Linked DNA regions of Homo sapiens: region 1 is linked to region 2. A link is a loop called in an ENCODE intact Hi-C map of the cell type or tissue named here. Cell type or tissue: IMR-90. All regions are shown on one strand. Region 1 overlaps MCC (MCC regulator of Wnt signaling pathway). Region 2 overlaps MCC (MCC regulator of Wnt signaling pathway).

Region 1 (5,000 bases), 200 kb before region 2:
CCTACTTTAACCCCTCTTTCCTAACAGTTGTATTGCATTTAGTCTCTACACACACACATCTAAATTCTTTAAAATGTGGCCTGATCCTGTTTCTCATGTTTTGCTTCCCCTACAAGTTTGTATGTATGTTCAGTGGCTGGGAGTGTCTGCTACTTTATGTCCTATTAGATTTCTGTGTCATACTTAACCCAATACCAAAAAAGTCAAAGACCCAAGTGAGAAAGACCCTGCAATGTTGTAGGCATAACTCAGAATGAAGTATACAATCCCTGATTTCCAGCTTTATATCAACTTTCCTAAGATCTCATTGCTGATCCACAGTACATTCCCTGGGGGCAGTTCTTAGAAAACCCTGAGCAAGTGGGAAACCTCTGACCCCCTTTAGAATATTTTGTTAGAAAAGGGAAAGGACACATACTCATGGCATTCCTTCTGTAACTGGTAATGAATGAATTTTCTGCTTTGGAGGAAACTTTGCTTTTGTCTTTCTATTCCAAAAGTTTGTTCATTGTCACCTTCAGCCCCTCAGTACTGTTCTGATAAATACAGATTAAGATATTCTTTTATTTTTCTTTCTAGTATTATTGAACTAATAGTTCTCTCTCCTTAGTTCATTAATGTTTTCACAATAGTGAAATAGTAATAAGTAACAGTAACTTCTTTAAACTCTTTCTTGTCCCATTTCTACAATCTCTGGTTGCTGGCAGCCCCAAGAAACAGCAGCTATTTAGTCAACATTATTACGTTTTTGTGATTCTGTGCTGCCTACCCACGTGATAATCAGTGGTTATATTTGCTTGCCATTGAAAATTTAAATGACTGAAGGACAGCAAAGTAAAGGGAACCTTGCCAGATACGATAGCAGAGTAATGTCCCATAATTCGTTTCCTTGCAATCCAAGCATTATCATATTCATTTTTAAAAGAATAATTACTGTATTTTGTTGAAAGAATGGGCTCATAAATTCCAAGAACCTAATTATGTTTTGTTACTGGTGTTGCTAGAATTCTGATGAGCTTATTCCTGTTTCTAGGTTAGCTGTTGGAAGCGGAAACATATCCTAACATGGACAAGTGTATCCTGATAATTAGAAATTACTGAGAAAGAAATAATGATATTTTATCATTAAAAGAATTTTCTATCACTTGGTTATGCTAAAATGAGCACAGTAGAGCCCAATTTTAAATTGAAGAAGGAAATTAAATTGCTTATTTTTTTATTTAGATCTGTCAGGGAAAGAGAGAAGAATTAAAGGAGAGCCTATCAACCTGATTATACTTGCAGGCTCCTCTGAGATTAAAAGAAAAAATTCATAGTATTTATTCAGATGAGTGGTATTTGAAAATCACCAGCAGAACAAATACGGCCATTCCACTAGACTTACAATATTAGAGATAATAATTGTGGCTCATAGTTGAGTGCTTCCTGTGTGCCTGACATGATGAGGAACTTGAGACAGAGAAGTTAAATAACTTGCCTGGACTCCCACAGTAAGTGGCAAAACCTCAGATAATTAAACCTTACCCATTTCCCTTTTGGTGCAAGCAAAATCCAGAAAAAGATAATATATAAACAAGCTAAAGCTAAACAATCTCCAATTTTTAATGCAGAGAATTGAGTTTAAAGTAACTATATTTAAGTTAATCAGTTATCTTTGATTATGCAAATATTCTTACTTGTTTGAGTCTCTGTTAAGGATGGTCAACTGTCTCAGTTCATTTTGTGCTCCTAGAGCAGAATGCCACAGACTGAGTAATTTATTAATAGGAATTTATTTGGCTCATTGTTGTAGAAGTTGAGATGTTCAAGATTGAGGGACTGTCATCTGTCAGGGGCCTTCTTGCTGCTTCATAACATCATGGACAGCATCACATGGCAAGAGGGGAATGGGGGACAGACTCATCCTTTTCTGAGGAACCTACTCCCCTGATAAATGTCATTAATCCATTTGTAAGGGCAGAGCCCTTATGGCCTAATTACCTCTTAAAACTTTCCACCTCTTAACACTATTGTGCTGGGGATTAAGTTTTCCCCAGGACACATTCCCAATGTGGGGAACACATTCAAACCATAGCACCAACTATTTCTGTTTGCCCAGGAATTTCAGTGCAAAAACTATGCTAGTCCTGGCAATCCTGGATGGTTACTCCCTTTATTTCAGATCTTGATATCAGGTTTTCTTTGAAATTTCACACTAGGAAATTCTTTACTAAAGTAAGGATGACTGATCATAAGGAACCTTCTTCTTTTTCTTCATTATAAGTAGGCCTCTTGTCTATGGGTTTCATCTGTTTTCTGGTTCCAGACTTGAGCCAAGGGATCCTCACTGTGTACACAATGCTTAATCCTTACCCAACCATTTGTGAATCTAGTGTTCTAGGTAGGTGGTAGAAGAGATGACTGTGCCATTGTTAATGATGGGAAACTGAGTCAAGGAAAAGCAAGACATTTCTTAAGCGCATAGGAATCCACAGGCAGCTGAGTCAGCTGCATTATATCCTTGCAATTCTGTGCTTAGAAATGTAAACAAAGGCCTCTTAGATAAGTATATTTCCTGCTATTGTCTTAACATGAACATACTTGCTCACTAAGGGTCCCATTTTGAGTGATACAGCTGTAATCAATGGCGTGGTTAAATGCTTAATCTAGGTAAATTGATAGAAAAATGAAGCAAATATTTTTATCCTTGTCTTAGCAAAATGTTAAATTTCCCCAAGGAGAGATTGAATTATGTCAGCTTTTTGTTTGTATATATATATATTTTTTGCAGGGCAATTTAAGAGGTAAAGTGAAGCAGTTATCTTTCTGTCAAAGGCTTTTCTTAGCACCAGTGTTGGTAGTGTGTGGGCCCTTTGATTTAAAAAGCACGGATCTATGAATTACCTGGAAGGTAACATGCATGGAAGTTAGGGATATAGCTCAGGTCACATGGAATTTGGCATTGGAATTTTTGTTTCTCAACTTTCTAAGTGGAAAAGTTATCTTATTCTTTGCTTCATCTAGTATGCTAAAAAAGTTAAATGGGCCTCACATCAGAAAACATGAAGCATTTCTGTGTCCCATTGTGTGGGATACAGGGAGTTAGGTAGGGAATGCAGTGGGTGCAAAGGGGACGACACATTGTTATCTTGGGTACCTAGGTTTTTTATTCTAAAGGACGTTAGCCCTTGGGGACTAGGCTGAGTGCTTTATTTTTCTTTATTTTGTATGGTTCTCTTTTTTCCTAAAAACTTGAATGAATTTGATGTGTGCCCCAGTAAACTTTGGAATTCTATCAGTGAAAGGCTTAGTCCAGCCACCGAAGTCAGCACAGGTACATGGGCATTCCCCCACATTCTGTTGCACGCTTTAGTGAATATAGCCCATGTTTGGACACCCTGGCGTGGATGACCTAAAGATGAACAGCCGTATTATTCATTACTGACTTAGAACTATTACATTCCTAACCACCTAAGAAAGGTTAAGTTGAAAATGCTAAAGAAGGAATCTTTGTCTCGAATAAGTCATAAACATTTTTCCTAGTCCAAAAGTGGTAAAAGAGTTAGATCTAGATCTACCTCCTGTAGGTACCCTTTTCTTTAGCATCCTACACCCTGTTGTAAATGAAAGAAAGTAATGTTAAACAGTTCAGCTCTTCCCACCTCTTTCCCTGAAACATTTTCTTATTCTCTCTTCCTTCTTTGGGAAAGTTTACAGTTAAGCTTCTTGTATTATGTCCGTTTCAAAATTGCAGAAATGTAATTATACTTTAGAAAAAATATGCAGTTATGTTGGGTGCTGAACTCAGTGTACTCTGTTGCCTTATCTCTGAATGAAATCTTGCAGTGGTGAGAGAAAAATAAAAGCAGTCTGTCAGTGGGGTTTTCGCTGTCACCCTTCTAGTAATCATCTTTATTGCCATTTGTTTCCCCTGATTGCTGCTCTGACATTTCCATGAACATTACCAAGGGCAGCTGAACTAGGTAAATTAGGCCCTTTCTGACCAAATAAAAAACTATTGACATTTTGGCAGTGCTAAACTCATTAACAGTATTAACCAGGAGTCCTGCTTTTAGCAAAGCTCCATCCTGAGCATGTGACTGTAGGTTGGGGAAGATAAAGACCTTACAGCTCCTAATTAGCAAGTGTAATAATGGCAAACAGTTTGTGGGAGAGTCTGAATAACATTAATCAGATTTAGAAGGCTACCACAATTTAATCATTTGTTTTGGTGTCACCTTGGGGGAGATAAAACCCACATTATTCTAGAGATATGAAGGAAGTGTTTTTTTGATGTGTCCTCATTGCAGTAGCTTAATTCAAGAGACAGGAATTTAGCCACATAAGCATTCTTTATCAGTTAAGGTATCATTGAAAAAGGTATCATTGAAAAAGAGTTCATTGGCCTCTGGTTCCCTGCAGTAGAGTCTGTTGAAGTCAAAAGGCCCAGTCCCCACCTGGAGAGAGATTGCGGGGCCCTGACGCCAGGGAGGGAACTTGCCTGCTGGTGTTCCATGGGTTTGGTAAGCAGAGAATTATTCTGCCTTGTCTCCCTCCAGGTTGCAAGGCTGGTCTGACTTTTATTTCCTTCATCCCTGTCTTCTCCATCAAATATTCACCCACCCATCTGTTTGTGCTGCTGCCTTCTTAGTTTCTAACTTTTGCTGCCATTCTTCTTTTGTTCCTTTGATACCTTTTGCTTCTCTACTGCATTCTCACCTTTAAGAAAAAAAAGCCTAGCTTTTATAGATAACATCAGTCACCGTTAATATTCCTGTCGTGTGTCCTGCACTAACCAGTCAGGATACCATTGAGTAAAACTGTTGGCTCCTCCAAGGTGGTGTGTTTTAGCTAATGTGTTTTTCCCCTTAAACTCAGTGCTTGGACATTCTAGATGCTTGTTAAAACTAGTTCCCAGGTAACCAAAGATTTACTAAGGGATGATTTTAAAGAAATCCACCTCCCAAACTAAAAAAATTTTTGTTTTGCCAGCAGCTTCTGCGGTGTTAAATTAGATAGTA
Region 2 (5,000 bases):
CTTTATTCATGTTCATATGTAATTTACATTGTTATAAATCTAGTGCATTCTAGTTCTTCATTTTGTTGTAGTCTTAAAATGTTGCTTTTAATAGTCTCTATTCTGAATGGCTGTAACCCCTCCAACAAGTTTTTATATTGTTAATTTATTCACTTTTCTAAAAGACATTTAGACTTTTGATATTAAAAATAATTCTATGATGAATAATTTAATGCAGATAAGATCTTCATTCTTTTGAATATTTTCCTCTGGATAAAATCCCAAAGCAGGAATTGTAGGTCAAAGGATATGAATATTTTCCTGGTCTTCAGGCATGCTGCTGATTTTTTGTCATGAAAACAAGTCAATTTAAATAACTACAGTTCACTCATTGGTGAGCAAGTGGTAATTTGAATGGGCCACTTTTTTTTTTCTGCCTCATCACTTTGAAATTTATCTGTTTTTAAATTACTGCTTGTTTAAAGCTGCAAAACTATGCCTTATTATTATCATCATAGGTTTCTTTTATTAGTGTTACCACTTAAGTGTATTTGCCAAGGCCTCAGAGTAGTTGACTGTATCGTACACTTAGCATCCTCTAAAAAGTTCGGTATTGTTTAAGAAACATTCTTGTTTATTCAGGAAATTATCAAAGCAAAATGAATGAGACCAAAGCTAGAGAGCAATCATTCTGGTTTACAGACAGCAAAGCAAGCAGATAATCCATCTGTGATAACCGTTGAAGCTGGTTGCTGTCCACCCACAATCTGCCTTTGAGCAGAAAGGTCTTTCTCCACATTAGTACAACCTCATGGATAAGGAAATGTCCTCACATCTCTGGAATATGAACTGCCTTTGAAACGAGGAGCTGGTATCACCTAGGGCTAGCATTTCAGCCCTTTGTCTTAACTCTTAGTAAAGGACAATGAAAATAAAGTCAATTGACGCTGGGCGCGGTGGCTCACGCCTGGAATCCCAGCATTTTAGGAGGCCGAGGCGGGCGGATCACGAGGTCAGGAGATCAAGATCATCCTGGCTAACACAGTGAAACCCCGTCGCTACTAAAAATACAAAAAAAAAAGTTAGCCAGGCATGGTGGTGGACGCCTGTAGTCCCAGCTACTCAGGAGGCTGAGGCGGGAGGCTGAGGCAGGATAATGGCGTGAACCTGGGAGGCGGAGCTTGCAGTGAGCTGAGATCGTGCCACTGCACTCCAGCCTGGGCGACAGAGCGAGACTCCGTCTCAAAGAAAAAAAAGAAAGGCAATCAAAGGAAATTGTCTGTTGACTAAATGAAGCAACATATCCCCTGTTCAGCTTGAAGAAGCTAGACAGTTACTTTCTTAAAGAGGAAATGTTCCTACTGCAGGCATATTATCTGGGACCCTGAGGATGCTGTACACATGTTCCACCTCCTCTTGTGTGGACGTGGGCCACGTGGGTCTCACGCTACAGGAAAGGGACTGTTGTTTGATATTTTACCTTGTTTGCCCAATGAATGTTGGGCACAAAGAAGAGTGACTATGTTTCCTCCTCCTAGAAATCCAAACTCAAACTCTTGTCAGAGCTTTTGTGAAGGCCTAAGAATGTTTCATGAGACATTTTAAGCACTTAGTTTTATGAGAATCTAATAGAACTTTTCTGTGATGGTGGAACTGTTCTCTACATGCACTGCCCAATATGGTAACCACTGGCCATGTATGGCTATTGAACATATGAAGTATGGCTACTGCAATGGAGGAATGGACTTTTTCATTTTATTTAACTCAGAATATTTTCAATTTAAGTAGCTATTTGTGGCTAGTAGATACTATATTGAATAGTGCAGGTCTAGGTCAAAATCATCTCCTTGTGGGATGTTATATCAGCTACCTATTGTTGTATGACTAATCACTTACTGCATCACAGTTTCAAGGATCAGGAACCTGGGGGTGGCTTAGTAGGTGGTTCTGGTTCAGGGTCTCTTGTGAGATTCTGGTCAAGCTGTCAGCCAGGGCTGTATCATCTGAGACCTCAGTGGGGGATTGGAGGATCTGCTCTAAGAAGGCTCACTCACCTGGCTGTTGGCTGGAGGCCTTAGTCATTACTCACCATGTGGACCTCTCCATAGGGCTGCCTGAGAATCTTGAAGACACGACAGCTGGCCTGCTCCGGGGAGGATGGTCCAAGATAGTGAAGTGAGAGAGAGTGACCAAGATGGAAGTCAGGGTTTTTTAGTAAGCTAATTTTGGAAATGACCTACTGTCACTTCTGTCACACAGACCAACCCTGGTACAGTGCAGATGGGGGACAGCACAAGGGTGTGGACACCAGGGTGCCGGCTCAGCGGGACTACCTGGAGTGGCCTACCACAAGGGAATCACATGGTCCTTTCAGGTGGTCACTGAAGGGACGACACATTTGCCTCTCCCACCTTTATTGTTTCTCTTGTATTTTTCCAGAACCAAGTTAAAGGTTTAAAAATAAAAAGGCCAAATGAAAGAGCAAGCCACTGGCCCTGCCCTGGGAATATTCATGGGTGGTTTCCTTGCCTGTGTGGAGAGTGAGGCCGAGACAGCACCTGAGCTGCCTCCTGCACAGAAACCGGCGCCACATTGAAGGTGTCCGCTGTTCTCTGCAAGGGCTGAGGCCCCATGTGCTTTGTTTCAGCGAGCAGTGCATCGAAGCCTACGAACTCCTCCTGGCGCTGGCAGAGAGTGAGCAGAGCCTCATCCTGGGGCAGTTCCGAGCGGCGGGCGTGGGGTCCTCCCCTGGTAAGTGTCTCCAGAGTCCCTCTTCCTCCTCTTGTCTCCCTGCCTCCTTTGCTTCTGCCCCTGTCTCAGCAACTGGCATTGAATCATCTCCCGACAACACAAAATTTGGTTGTCAAGTGTGTTTTTCGTTTTTCCTCATGACTGAATGGGTAAATTGTTTATGTTGAATGCAGCAAGAACTGGAGTGGAAACAGAATAACAGACAAGTTAAAACAAACAAGACTTCTTAGGAGCTGCATTCTCCTGGGCTGACAGTGGGGCCAGATGGAGCTGAGGCCGCATCAGCGATGAAAGGGGCCAGCGTTTCTGCAGCTGTCTCTCTGATGCCTGTTGTCAAGGCACATGCTGCCGCCACATGGCCTTCACTTCATCTCGTTCCATTGGCTGAGCTTCTCCAAGTTTACCTCTTTGAGTAGTAGTTGTTTTTTTTGTTTGTTTGTTTTGAGATGGAGTTTTGCTCTTGTTGCCCAGGCTGGAGTGCAATGGTGCAATCTTGGCTCACTGCAACCTCCACCTCCTAGGTTCAAGCATCCTCCTGCCTCAGCCTCCCAAGTAGCTGGGATTACAGGCACATGCCACCACGCCTGGCTAATTTTGTATTTTTAGTGGAGACAGTTTCACCATGTTGGTCAGCCTGGTCTTGAACTCCTGACCTCAGGTGATCCACCTGCCTCAAAGTGCTGGGATTACATGCGTGAGCCACTGCGCCCGGCTTTTGAGTAGTTTTGAAACATGGGTTTCCCCTGCCAGGTCTCCAGGTGTCTTACGAACAAAGAAGAAGTAGTTTCACCCCCTGCTCTTGTCAGCATCACAGAATGCTCGCCCACCTCGCTTTCCTGTGCCTGTCCTTCCCCCAGCCCGGGGATCCTGTGCCCTGTTGGCCTGACCTGTACCTCGAGATCTGCACTGCCTGCTCACTTCTGTCCCTCAATTTTGAGTAAGGTGGAAGGAGTATCTAATTGGACACAAGCATGTCATTCTAGGAAGCGGCAGCATTTGCTAAAACGTGGCCAGTGATTGTGGCTCCGAGCCTGCAGTGATGTGGGGAGGACTGCAGTAGAAACAGTGCTAAGAGGAAAGAGAGACCCAAGGAGAAAGGTGGCCGTCTCTCCATGCAGAACTAAGCCCCGGACACCCCCTTAGCCTTCGGAGAGGCAATAGCAAGTAAACAGAAAGCCAAGGTGACCAGGTCTCTCCAGAGCCAAAGATGGATGGTGTGGGCAGGCCAGGCATTCCCATGTGTGGTAGCCAGGCCTCTGTCATGGACTGGATTTCTGCTGTGAGCTTCCATTAGGACTTGTCCATCCAGGACACACCCTTCAAAGAAAGTCACCATCCAGGCACCTTCTGAATGCACCTTCCTGTCCTTCTTCCCCGCTCCTCCCCCTTTGTCTGGGGGCTCACTTTTGCACTGAACACTCACATGTGTTTCCTCCTTCAGTTTCGACTTGCACAGGAATCTGAAGCAAAAGTGAAGGAAGGAAGGTATCCTGGGTGTTAATTTCCTGCTTCATATCCAAGTAATCCAACAAAGGAGCACACCTTCATTTGTATGGAGAGTGATGCTCTGATCCTCCCTCTGGTTTTTTTTAAATAGTATTACCAGCCCAGCCCAGAAGTAGAAACTCTGCCAGCATTTCCATTAGAAACCTCATTTTTCAGGGTCTTTTAACTGAACCATAAAACTTTATTTCTCATATGAAACAGATCCTAAAATGATCTTGGCCTGCTGTCAGGATTTTTTTAAATTAATATACGTATTAAGAAAAATGATAAATTAAAGGAAAAAGTCAATCGTATTTCCAGTTGGTTATCAGCGGAGTGTCTTAACCTGTTCAGGCCTCACAAGGTACCTTTCATTAGGCATGTACCTACTCAGTGCAGTTATTTGGTGTAGGAGCTGAAAGAGCTTAAATAAATCTGCCTTTTAAATATTCAAAATCAATAATGAAATGCTTTGTATTTACCTAATACTGGGAAGTTCATGTATACATTTATAATATGAGCCAGTAAGTAATGTCATGCCTAATTCCAAATAGCAGTCAGTGGTGAGATGTATGTAAAATGTCTTATTTGTGGAGAGAAGAGAGGCATGAAGTTTGTCAGAGAAATGACAGGAGGGAGTTCCAGGGATTTTTGGCCTGCAGAATGGGTCCACCCCATTTCCTGCCCACTCTCCATAGTACTGAGGGCAGGCTTGATTTTTAGCAGTTCCCCATTAAGCCTCGCCCTTGCATTCCGCTGACAGGAGTGGCTGGCCCATCATACTG

What was found. Hi-C counts contacts between places; a loop is a spot of excess contacts. Peaks named below come from ENCODE experiments on the same cell type or tissue, not always from the same donor. Only the 100,000 strongest peaks of a DNase experiment are listed, where the experiment ranks them.
Region 1: it touches region 2 in a loop (1.9-fold over the local background); 2 of 110 quality-filtered maps call a loop at or near these places.

Annotation. Positions count from the first base shown.
Region 1 is chr5:113,268,672-113,273,671 of GRCh38, reverse strand. All of the region lies in intron 3 of MCC (MCC regulator of Wnt signaling pathway), which reads left to right. Among named protein-coding and RNA genes, the nearest start is that of TSSK1B, 160 kb to the left of the region's middle. In IMR-90, no CTCF peak of the experiment used is centred here; a DNase peak (open chromatin) is centred at 2,471.
Region 2 is chr5:113,065,810-113,070,809 of GRCh38, reverse strand. It overlaps MCC (MCC regulator of Wnt signaling pathway), which reads left to right. Exons shown (of 19, transcript NM_001085377.2): 13 at 2,627-2,730. Among named protein-coding and RNA genes, the nearest start is that of DCP2, 92 kb to the right of the region's middle. RefSeq lists enhancers at 100-874, 875-1,651. In IMR-90, a CTCF peak has its summit at 3,056; DNase peaks (open chromatin) are centred at 2,049 and 2,909; H3K27ac peaks cover 1,054 bases.